Linked DNA regions of Homo sapiens: all the other regions are linked to region 4. A link is a contact called in ENCODE POLR2A ChIA-PET data. All regions are on one chromosome and are shown on one strand. Each heading gives the region's core, a stretch centred on a gene start or an enhancer-like site at or near the end of the contact. The rest is flanking DNA. Distances are from core to core; before and after follow the strand shown. Region 1 holds the start of PNRC1 (proline rich nuclear receptor coactivator 1). Region 2 holds the start of PHIP (PHIP subunit of CUL4-Ring ligase complex). Region 3 holds the start of AMD1 (adenosylmethionine decarboxylase 1). Region 4 holds the start of BCLAF1 (BCL2 associated transcription factor 1).

Region 1 (2,700 bases), core at 120-2,619, about 47 Mb after region 4:
TCAGTTTTGTGCGGCTCCTGCCAACTCTTAACTTGGAACCACTAAGTAGGTCAGGCCCGAGGCGGGCAGAGCCCCAACTGGACTGCGCGTCCCACACCGGGCACCTCACATTTTGGCACAACTCCAACCAAACGAAACCCAGCCGCTCGGAGCCCACTCCACCCCCTACGGCGGGACGTTAGAGGCCGTCTCCGCGTTTCACCGACTAGGACTGGGGCTCCCGATAGCCGGGAGGCCGAAAGCCGGGCCCAGTCCTTCCCCAGCTGCCCCCACCCGGCCTCGCCTCCTTCATGGGCGCCGGAGCGCCGGGCACGTAGCGCGCGCTGACGTCAGCCCTCCCGCGGGCCCTGTCCCTGCCCCCACCCCGCCGCGCGCCCGGAACGCCGAAACCCCCTGGAACGCCGCCAGCCTTCTAAATCGGGGCTGTTGCTGGGGCGCAGCGGCGCTTCTCATTGGCCGACTCCTGGGAGCCAATCAGAAGCGCCAGCGCATGCCTCCCCTTCCCCCTTCTTCCCCCAAAGCAAGAATGGAGCGGGCGTCACGGAAACTTCCCTCCCGAGTAAACAGCCGCCCCCCCCACCCCGCCCCCACCCGCCCGACCCCCCGGGTGCAGGGTCTGCAGCCCCAGAGCTCGGCCGCGACCGTCTAAGGGCCCGACTCCCCAACGGCCCCCTGGCGGCCTCACCTCTTTCCTGAGGGGGGTTTGGCCGGGAGCCGCGGGCCGCAGCGGGGCAAGGTCGGGGCTGGCTCCCTCCGTGCCGGCTGCGGCTGCAGGACTCGGGGCCAAGGCGGCGGCCGGGCCCGGGACCTCCTGCGCTCCGCTCGGGCCGGTCGCGGGGCTCCGGCCGCCCTCCAGACTCGGCCGGTGCTGCTGGTACTGGTGGAAGCGGCTGGGCAGCTGCCCTGCGGGGCTGGCCCGCACCTTCTTCTTTCGCCGCTTCTTCGGCGCTGCCCGAGGAGTGCCTCCCGCCACGGCGAGGCTGCGGTTGGGCAGAGCTGCTGGAGCGCGAGGCTGGGGGGTCAGACACGGGCCATCTCCCCCTAGGAAATGAGGGAGGAAGAGGGTCGGGGGCAGTGCCCGGGGGTCCGGGATCCGGGGTAAAGGAGGCGGAGCCGTGGTCACCATCGGGAGGGCCCCAAAGTAACCTCGGGAGGAAAAGCCAAGCGGCGCAAGGCGGCCACCCAGGACGAGCGGCTCCCGCTGCGGGACGGAGACGACAGTCATAGCGCTAGGAAGCTTGTCGCTCAGCAACGAAGAGAGAAGGAGAAGGTGAATGAAGCCAGTGAAGATAGGGTGGCGGCGATGGATGCTGCTAGGAGAGCCTGAGAAGATCGCGGAACATGACTCGGGCGGTGGCGGCGCAGCAACAAATAGCCACAGCCCCAGCTCCGAGTGTTGTTATCGGAAGCTCCGCCCCGCGCCCGCCCACTTTCCTGCGAAAGCCCAATTAGAGTGCGACAAGGCAGGCCACGCCCCCTCGCTCCGCCTCCGCAGCTTCGGGTAGACACACACAAACAACCAGCTTGCTGCAGCCTGGCACAAAGAGGGCGCACTGCGCAGGCGCTGCCAGCGAGCTCTTTTGGGAAGAATCGGTCCCGCGAACAATGAAATTGGGTTTCCGCCCCACCCTCTTTACTCCTCCCCAGCACGCCCCTGCGCTTCGCCGGGCTAGGGAGTGGTGGTACTGAAATGTCCCGGCGGAGTTTGTTGATGGGGGTGGGGAAGGGAGGGGGCAGGGGGAGGGCGGCAGGAAGAACGGGGGCTGGGAAGAGGGGATGACTTTGGCAAGGCCACGGTTGCCTCCTCCGCTGCTGACCTTGGGGAAGTATCCGTTTTATTTTCAGCCCAACATAACAGCGTTATCATTTTAAAACAAAGATTTCTAAGTACGCTGTAAGGATTTCTTCCCTAGCAATCGTGAAGAAAATCAGTCTACATTTAAATTTTATCTACTGAAGTATGGCTCACGATTCTTTCATTTACTTGGTTCGGCATCGCTGCTTATTAGTCTCGGTGATCAGAGTAAAAATCAAAGTGACTTACTGATTGAATTAGCCCCTCGATGTATAAAAAGTTCTCCGTAAATCCATAAATGGAAGTTGGAGTTTTTACTGATTTCATACTTGAAGGATTGTGAGACTTTGGGATCAGAACATTGTGCCTGGTTACTTGAGGAGGCGGCAAGCCGGCTTGCGTCTCAAAGGGAGAAAGTGAAACAGCTCTGCAACATAGAGTATTTTGTTAGCTGCGCGTAAATAGAAATTTTTCGCGATCTCCCCGCACTGCTCAACCACAAAAAAGAATTGTGGCCATAATTTATCAAGCATTTATGTTCCAGGAACTGTTCTTTACATAGATTGTCTCACTTTAACCTCACAACAACCCTTACGAATAGGTACTAAGAAAAATAGATCAGACCTCAGCTCTGCGAAGTAGGCAGGCTGTCATTCTCTTCCTTTCACTACTAATGCCTGGGGCAATTGTTTAAAGGCATTTTGTTCCTGATTAGCTGCCTACGCATTATCTTTAAGTTTCTGAAATTTAAGATACAAAGAACAATGTATAGCTAGTCAAGAGCCCACGATATTTTAATGTAAATTGGTAAACAATTTAGGAGCTGCCTCTTTTCCTTTAAAAACCTACTTGTAACTTGCTAATCCGAGTGTATATTCAGGGCAGCTTGAATCTATGGTCCTGGG
Region 2 (2,700 bases), core at 11-2,510, about 57 Mb after region 4:
CGGTAATTACATACTAATTTACGAAAGATTTTTTTTTCTCCTTTTCGTCAGTTTTCAAGAAGTCTTCCCGTGATTAACTGTAAACAGGAATGGTTTACATCTCAAATTAGAAGCCATTAATTAGCATGACGAAGTCAACTGCAAGATACACAGATTATTTAAATTATTTAATCACTATTCACCTTGGCTAAACTGTAGTATACTCTTTCAATATCCTTAGGCAGGTTATCGATCTGTCACTAAATTACCTCCAGATCAGTTAGACATGAATATTAGCGTCCTTTCCTTTCCCTCAGGTTTACATTCTCCCTTCTCGTAAACACTTAAAAAAGCTTTAAGGTTCTTTAATTCCAAATACCTAATTAGCCATCACTAGCCTTTTTGTAATAAGGAAAAAGAGTATCTGAAGTACAAATCAAGAGTTCGCTTTGCCCGTTTAACAATAAAAAACATTTAAAAAACGTACGCCAAAGGCAATGGCAGTAATAAAAGAAATATGCAGAGGTGGCTTCAGCAAATAACGGGTTTGCAAAACGCAAGTGCTTAACAAAAAGCAGCCCAAACCTCTATTGCAATATACAGCACTCCAATAAATTACACAACACTTGCATAGGCTGCAGAAATAACGCAGGACAAGACTTACACAGATGCCAATCCGCAGCATTTATACACATGCACATGGCAAGAGACAGAAACCAAACACTATCATTCAACTCGGGAAGGGTAGCGCGATCCCGAGCTTGCCCAGCGTGAGAGTGCTCTCTGCGTGTGTGTCTGTGTACGCGCGTGAGTGAGACCCATCCTTGGGGCATTTCCCCTCTCTGGGCAGTTTTGCTTCATTTGTTTCATATTTCTGCTACATAGAAACTAACTTCCATCTCAGCTCCAGCCAGCGCCGCTGAATAGAGCCTGTGCTGCGGCTCCGTGTGCGTCAGATCCCTCCGCGGAACCGTCCCCGGCCCCCTCCCTGCCACTATCGGCCTCCACAGAGAAAGCGCCTTCCAGCCAACCGGCGGCTTGGGCTCCGACATCTTCTCCGACTGGAAATAAATAAATAAATCGCACGCCCTGCGGGGAGGAGCGGGTGGGGGTCTCACTGTGCCGCGTGCGGAGCGCTGGGGACGAGGGGTCGGAGGCACTCCTTTTTTAGCGCCGGGGGGCGGGGGCGCGGGCCAGAGCCGGGGCCGAGCCCTGGGCCGCGAAGGCGGCGGACTCCTTTCTGCGGCGGAGGGATCCGCGGCGGAGGCGGCCACGGCCGTAGTCGCTGCCTGAGAGTTGTTGTTTCCTCCTCCTCCTCCTCCGCCTCCGCCGCCGTTGCTTGAATGGTGGAGCCGAAGCTCGGCTCGTGAACACACACTGACAGCTATAGGGCAGGCGGCGGCACCGTCCCCGCTTCCCCTCGGCGGCGGGGTGTCCCGTCGGCGGCCCTGAAGTGACCCATAAACATGTCTTGTGAGAGGAAAGGCCTCTCGGAGCTGCGATCGGGTAAGTCGGGGGGCTGCCGGGGCCGCTGGCACCGGGCGATTCCGCCCGCGGTCCCCCGCCCCCCGCCGCCCGACCGCTCAGCCTGTGTGTCTCCCCGTCCCTCTCTCCCGCGCAGAGCTCTACTTCCTCATCGCCCGGTTCCTGGAAGATGGACCCTGTCAGCAGGCGGCTCAGGTACGGCGGCGCGCGGCGCGGGCCGGGCCGGCGCTCGCCGCTCGCGGGCGTGGGGGAGGGAGGCGGCGGCGGCGGGGCCGCGGCCCGGGGCGCGGGGCTCAGCTCTCCCCGCTTTGTTGTTGCAGGTGCTGATCCGCGAGGTGGCCGAGAAGGAGGTAAGGGCGGCGGCGGCCCGGCGCGTCCCGCCGCCGCGCGGCCGCCTCTGGGCCGCTGCGCCGCCGCTGCCGCCGCCGGCAGGGCGCGGGGCGCGGGGCTCGGGGTCCCCGCCGGGGCGCGGGGCGGGCGGGGGAGGGGAGCGGGCGGGTAGGGGCCGGGGGCCGGGCTCACGGGGTGTCCTCTCCCCGCAGCTGCTGCCCCGGCGCACCGACTGGACCGGGAAGGAGCATCCCAGGACCTACCAGAATCTGGTGAGACATTCACGTCGCAGAGCAAAGAAACTTTTCCCTGAGTCGAATAAAAATTGAATTTCCCGCAATTTTTTACAGAGACAAAAACTTGGCCCTAGAACGTGAAAGCTCCAAAGGCCATGGGGAGGGTTGGGAGGCCGGCGCGGGGTCTGCGGGGGCCAGTGGCCGGGGGTACTCGTACTTCGGGGCCGCAGGGGCTGCGGACAATTTATTTGTGATATTTTGTTAATGTGCTAGAAATAAAGATACGTCATGAGTGTTGTGCAGTGCAAGGCCGGAGGAGGAGGGGCCGGCGCGCGCGTCCGTGCGGGCGCGGGGGCGCGCGAGAGTCGGCGGCGGCGGGAGCGGCGCGAAGAGGGAGAGCGCGCTCGCTCGTTCGCTTGCTCGCTCTGCACGCGCGGCCGGCTCGGCTTTCTCCTGCCCTACACAATAGCTGGTGACTAACTGCTCCGAAGTGGCATTAGCATTTCACAAGCAGGCTATCCAGCCGCTGCGGTACCGTGGCAAGACATTATTTTTTCCCCCTCTGTCGTTTATTTTGTTTTCCTTAAATTCAGTCCTGGGTTTTTTGTTGGAAGGATTCTGATGTGTGATGATAGTTGGTCAGTGCTTCGTCTTGCATTTACTAAAACAC
Region 3 (2,700 bases), core at 190-2,689, about 25 Mb after region 4:
AAGCATCCACGGGATCTCTGGGCTTTTATATAAGCATGGATTTCCACAGCAATACCAACTAAAACGCCTCTTCGGCGCGGTCAGCCCAAGTATCTCTCGCGTGACGGCCCGCAGTGGGAGTGGGCCCCAGATTCCTTTGCTCAAGCTTAAGGCATTAGAGGCATTATGTCCTGGGGCAGGCGGGCCTCCCTCCACCCGCACCTCTCCCGCCCCGCTCCGCCGGCTCCGTAGCAGGTTACACAACCCAAGGTCAAGAGATTGGGGAGCAGCCCCCAGCGGCCTCAGCGGCCGTGTCGAGGGCGGCCCCGGGGACTGCGCCGTCTGCCCAGCCGCCCCGAAAAGGCTCTGGCGCAGAGCATGTTAGGGGAGCGGTGGGGCCCCGCCACTGCGACATAACTGCTCCCGCCCAATCCCCGCCGCCCGAACGCCACATGCTGCCCGCGGCCGCCGCGGGTGGGAGGCCTCTTCGCCAGCCCCTCAGACAAGGCCGGGAGGGCCCCTCCTATCCGCGCCCGAGGCAAGAACAAGCGCCGCTCCCGCCCTCCATTCCCCGAAGCCGGCACGCCCGAATTAGCGCCTGACTAAGCCCGCCGAGCCACACCTGCCGGAGGCAACCCGCGCAGGCGCCCCCGACCCCCACCTGGGGCCCCTGCCGCCAACTACTACGGAGGGAAATGTCGGGAGGCGCGGGCCGCAAAACCACCCCGGGCCGCGCCGCCCGCCGCCCAGCGCGGGACGTTACCTGAGCACGCGGCCGCGCCGGCCTCCTCCCCTCCCCCAGGGCAATGCCAGGCGCGGCAACCACGGCGGGAGAAGCCGGCTCCGGCCCGCGTGGACATGGCCGCTCTCCCCCAAACCGCGCACCTTCCAAGGCCGCCGAAGCGACCCCAGGCCGCAGACTTGCCCCCAACTGAAAGCTGAGGGAACTCGGGCTCCACCCGTGGCTGGTGCCTCGGCGGCGGCGACAGCCCCCAGGCCCGGATGTCAGCGAGCGCCCCGGGGACCCACCTTGGGATAGTGCGAAGATCCCCAGATCCTTGGTTTGCGTCGGGCTGCTGCCGGGAGAACCAAACCTCCAGCAGCTTCTCGGTCCCTTCGAAAAAATGTGCAGCTTCCATCACCGTGAGACTAGCGAACAACCAACAACCACAGAAAATCAACTAAATTAAACCTCTTCTCCCGCCGCTGCCGCCGCCGCTGCGGATTGTTCCAGCTGTGTTACTAAAGTTCAGGTTCCTTTTTTTTTTTGCTATAATTTTATATTAACTTTTTTTAAAAAAAGGACTAATAAAATTTTCCCGGCTTTGTGTGAGCGAAAGTTGAACGTGAGTCTTTTGGAAATAGAGGCAGATACAGTTCAGTCTCTTGTATTCCGCTGCTTTCCCGTTAGAGAGAGTAGAGCGAGCGCTAGCTAATGTCGCCGGCCATACTGTGTAAGCGAGAGCGCTGCGTGAGCACCGCCCTTATATATCCCGGCTCCCCCCAAAAGACCAGGAAGTGACGCATCGTCCCACCTCCACGGCCTATAGCTGCTGCCGCCTGTCAATCACTCGCGGCCGAGTGGCGGCTGGCTGGCCGAGGGCCTGGCGGAGAGCGCGGGGAGCTGCCCACTGCGCTGCGGCTCGGGCTCTGGCCGGCTCCTGAGTGGGAGTTGGTGCTGTGATGTCCAGCTGGGGACTAGAAACCTCGGATCGAACGCAGAGTGGGTGGGGAGAGCGGGAACGGAATGAGGAAAGGCTGTGCAGAGCTGTTTAGAAAAAAAAAATGATTAGCAGAAAACATGGGTGGGTCCTTAGGGGTGTTGGCGGGGTTCAGCGGGGACGGTGGCCAGCGCTGGGTTGGCGTGGTGGTTTTGATCTTGTGCAGTTCACCGCGACTGCTGAGGTACTTGGCCATTCTTAAAAGTGTGTTTTCCCAAGGCGAACGCAGCCAGGCGTTAAAACTAAACATTTGTCCGTGACGCGCACGTTGCCAGGGGTCGAATTAGAAGGCGCTTTAATTCTGCTCACGCCTTGGCTGATGTGCGAATGAAAGCAGTCCTCGGCTGGTTTATACAATAGCCAGAAGCATTGTCTTCCTATTTCAGAAGAGAAAAGCAACGTGGCGCCCAGCCTTGGAGGGCCCCGGCTTTACCCACCTCCCACCGTGTGGCTCGCCATGCCTCCGAATTGGCTGAGCACAGCAGCCTCCGGGAAGCACTGGCAGCTCCGTTGCTCCATTAGCTCAACTGGTGGGAATTTATTCAGCAAAACTACTTCTAGAAACTGAATGTGTTAAATATAATCTGAACTTATTTGATCATGTTTTTCTTTGAATTTTATCAAGCTGATGTATTAATTGATGGAGGTTCTCCTTACCCCCCAAAATTTACAGTGCTATCTTCCCATGTGCTTAAGAAGGATTTACCTGGAAATTAATAAAACAGGGATTCCAGAGCTATCACTGGTGGTAACTTAAATAACTATCAGTCTAATATTTTATAAGTGTTAAGTATAAAATAGTCGTCAAGCCATGGTCAAACAGTTTAACCTCAGATGGCAAAACTGGTAACAAAGTTATTACTTTTACTTGGGAATATGGGAGGAAAAAAACCCAAGCTGACATAAAAATTGCTATTGTCACAAGACAAAAGGACTTTTCGCTATCATCCTTAGAAAAAAACTTTCCCCAAAGTGAAATAAGATGATGTCAACATGAAAA
Region 4 (2,700 bases), core at 186-2,685:
TAGATACTTCATTTTCAACACATGTGCAATAGAATTGCAGAGGGAGGTCGAAGATAATATCCTAGCCTGCAATTTGGGGTATTTTGAATAAATGAATAACAGCATGTATTGGGAGCGCCCCGACTCCCAATACATGCAGAATAGCAGACGTGTATTGAGCCCTTAGTTGTTTTTTTTTTAAATATAGTTCATTCACTCAACAAATATTTCTGAGAACCTGCGAATGCTTGGGACATCAGGGCACAACAAAAAGGCCAAGGATTTCTGTGTCCACATCCTGAGGTGGTAATGGGGTGAGGGACAGACTGTACAATAAAAAACCTACGATTCACTCCATGAAAATGTTGTCGTTTTTCTAGTTCAGCTGGTAAACTGGACTGTGAAGAAAGAATGCTCTAAGCACAGTGTTAAATTCACAACCAGGGCCCAATCCTAGTTTCGATTCACTCACTGACACCCTGGTTGCTAATTACAAGTCTGAAATCCATCAAGGTAGTTAACATCTCTAAACATCAAAGCAATAGCGGTTTTAGGCCCTAAGAAAGTGCAGCCCGGAGAAGTATTAATGCAAAATGTGCTACGGCTGTTATTTAAATTCTATTCAAATCGAATGTGGCTTGCCTATTTATAATCTGACTTATAATTCTGGACAACCAAGCTACGTTGGGCTGTGTTCCTCGGCTGCCACAAATCATCGTCACAGGCTGAAAGCTCAACTGCTTCGTGCTCTTTATTTTTTCATGCCTATGCCAACGTTGCCGATGTGGTAAAGCTGTCATCACGCCGCCAGAAGGGCGGCCTTCTTTGGCACGAGCAGCCTAAGAGGTTTCCGGCTGCTGCGGCTTGAGCTCCGATTTGATCAGACGCCACGAAAGGGATTTAGATCGTGGCCATTTTTCAACTAAGTGCGTCTGCCGAATTTAATAGCAAACCAAAAGCCACATTTTCTAATCTCCAGTTAGGCGTCCAAGAGGAAAAGTGGCGCTTGCTGGCTGAGGGAGCAGCGTGTCTGCAATTACAGCCACGTCTTGCCTCCTGGTCTTTTCCTCAGTGTGGGATTGTCTTTTTGTTTTTTGCCTGGTCTGAGCCGGCCCCACAGAAAGAACAGACCAGACGAGCTTACTGAGGTAAAACGCAGGGGCGGCGGTGAGGTCTAGGGGGTCTACTCAGAACGAGGCAGAGACACCAGCGAAAAGCGCCGTATGGCGAAGCTAACTCAGGCCTGACAAAACACCCACCCTACTCTACCGCCTCTCCGGCCAAGGCTGACGCTACGGGCCAGAGGGCGGAGCCGTCACATCTTCCCGCGAGACCAGCCACGCGACTTCCCAGAAGGCCGCAGGCAACATCTTAATAGCAGCCAGGAAGCCGGACCGGAGCGGAAGGGTGGGCGGGGCTTGCCCGCATATTTAGCGGCACCCGAGGCCACGCCCCAGATCGGAAGTGACGGAGACGTGCTAGCGCGTCGAAGGTAGCTCTATGGTTTTCCTCGCGTTCTTGAGTCGGGAAATGGCCGCTGTGTGGTTGCAACGGAGATAAATTCCCGGAACCGCGATTCGGCGTGTCAGGTAGGCCTCGCAATGTATTCAAGTTACTCCAGGGGCAGTGAAGACCGAGGACAGGCCATATTTTTGACTCTTTTGTGGGTGGTGTCGGGTTGGCGGCGAAAGGAGAACCAAGGAGACGTTGCGCCGTTATTTATGCGTTTTTTCGTTAGCTTCTCTCAGGTTTTCGAGGCACTACGGGCCGAAAAGGCCGGGCGGGGGCGCTGAGCAGTGCTAACGGCGGGCGCGCGCGTGTTTGCGAACCTGCCTGGAGACCCACAGCCCGCGCGGCCTCCCGTGCGCGTGCGCATATCTTCCTCTTCCACCCTTCCCCCATTTCTTCAGCCCGTACCTCTGCGCGCGCCCGACTGAACGCTCCGCGCACGCGCGCTCGTTCATTTTTCTCTCCCCCGCCTATGGCGCCGACGGCCGCTGGAGGTGCAACTTGTGTCCGCCTCTCATTGGCTGGGACTGCCACCTTTCTTCGTGGCCTGTGGGGTTTTGAGAAAATAACTGTGACCCGCAGCAAAGTGCGTTGAGTAGGTCTACCCCTTTTCGCGTGGTCTTTAAAACTGCCCTCCGGCTTCAGACCACCCGTCAGTTAATGCCTCGTTTTTGTGATGCTACTAGGTTTTAGTGCTCTGTTCTGCCTCTCGCTGCTGACCCTGGTTCTCTGGAGTTAATTTCGGTACCCGCGGCAACCTGCTGTTTTGAAGCGAGCGCGCGCTGTTGACTGGTGCTGGTTGCCTAGTTACGGTTCCCTAGCGAGAGGATTGGGTCTTAGCTGGTGGTTCTGAGCGTGGCCCTGCCCCATCCGGCTGAAAGTGCGGTTCTTCATGAGTACTAGCGAAGCCGAGTCTTTTCAAGTGATTCAGCCCATTTAGTCGTGTCAGAAATGTTGCAGCCACGATTGGTGGACAGCTGGTGTGAGAAATGGGTGGGAGTGGCGAATTGGACTTTGCCTTCATTTTAAATTCATGAGTTGGCTTGATTCGCTTTTAAGATTTATTTCTTCAGAATCAAGCTGAAGTACCAGCAGCTACTTTGCTACCTCAGACTTTTTTAAAAAGCATTTTAGAACTGGAAACAAATTAAGACTGAAGTTGAAAGCAAGTGTGGCTAACACTGACGAAAAAGATGAGCTACTTCAGACTTG

The links. ChIA-PET counts read pairs that join two places held with the same protein, here RNA polymerase II (POLR2A).
Region 1: POLR2A ChIA-PET joins it to region 4 with 10 read pairs in CD4-positive, alpha-beta T cell. The contact joins the promoter of PNRC1 here to the promoter of BCLAF1 in region 4. POLR2A ChIA-PET finds 5 or more read pairs at or near these places in 2 of 52 experiments (CD4-positive, alpha-beta T cell and CD8-positive, alpha-beta T cell).
Region 2: POLR2A ChIA-PET joins it to region 4 with 11 read pairs in CD4-positive, alpha-beta T cell. The contact joins the promoter of PHIP here to the promoter of BCLAF1 in region 4. POLR2A ChIA-PET finds 5 or more read pairs at or near these places in 3 of 52 experiments (CD4-positive, alpha-beta T cell, CD4-positive, alpha-beta memory T cell and CD8-positive, alpha-beta T cell).
Region 3: POLR2A ChIA-PET joins it to region 4 with 11 read pairs in CD4-positive, alpha-beta T cell. The contact joins the promoter of AMD1 here to the promoter of BCLAF1 in region 4. POLR2A ChIA-PET finds 5 or more read pairs at or near these places in 2 of 52 experiments (CD4-positive, alpha-beta T cell and naive thymus-derived CD4-positive, alpha-beta T cell).

The regions. Positions count from the first base shown.
Region 1 is chr6:89,079,420-89,082,119 of GRCh38, reverse strand. PNRC1 (proline rich nuclear receptor coactivator 1) reads right to left here and starts at 1,369. Exons shown (of 2, transcript NM_006813.3): 1 at 686-1,369. The coding sequence starts at 1,225. It overlaps PNRC1-DT (PNRC1 divergent transcript), which reads left to right and starts at 1,540. Exons shown (of 1, transcript NR_187250.1): 1 at 1,540-1,958. RefSeq lists enhancers at 1-656, 2,175-2,264 and silencers at 565-944, 1,335-1,484, 1,535-1,744.
Region 2 is chr6:79,076,814-79,079,513 of GRCh38, reverse strand. PHIP (PHIP subunit of CUL4-Ring ligase complex) reads left to right here and starts at 1,260. Exons shown (of 40, transcript NM_017934.7): 1 at 1,260-1,485; 2 at 1,601-1,659; 3 at 1,785-1,814; 4 at 2,007-2,066. The coding sequence starts at 1,446. It overlaps LOC124901346 (a long non-coding RNA gene), which reads right to left. Exons shown (of 2, transcript XR_007059652.1): 2 at 2,248-2,700. RefSeq lists an enhancer at 833-882 and silencers at 1,003-1,242, 1,373-1,542, 2,042-2,541.
Region 3 is chr6:110,873,524-110,876,223 of GRCh38, reverse strand. AMD1 (adenosylmethionine decarboxylase 1) reads right to left here and starts at 1,439. Exons shown (of 9, transcript NM_001634.6): 1 at 1,009-1,439. The coding sequence starts at 1,118. RefSeq lists enhancers at 1-301, 302-1,017 and silencers at 265-454, 485-554, 615-864.
Region 4 is chr6:136,288,581-136,291,280 of GRCh38, reverse strand. It overlaps BCLAF1 (BCL2 associated transcription factor 1), which reads left to right and starts at 1,435. Exons shown (of 13, transcript NM_014739.3): 1 at 1,435-1,568. It overlaps LOC124901408 (a long non-coding RNA gene), which reads right to left and starts at 1,267. Exons shown (of 4, transcript XR_007059784.1): 1 at 1,124-1,267. RefSeq lists enhancers at 740-859, 1,180-1,399, 764-1,963, 1,910-2,029, 1,448-2,044 and 2 more.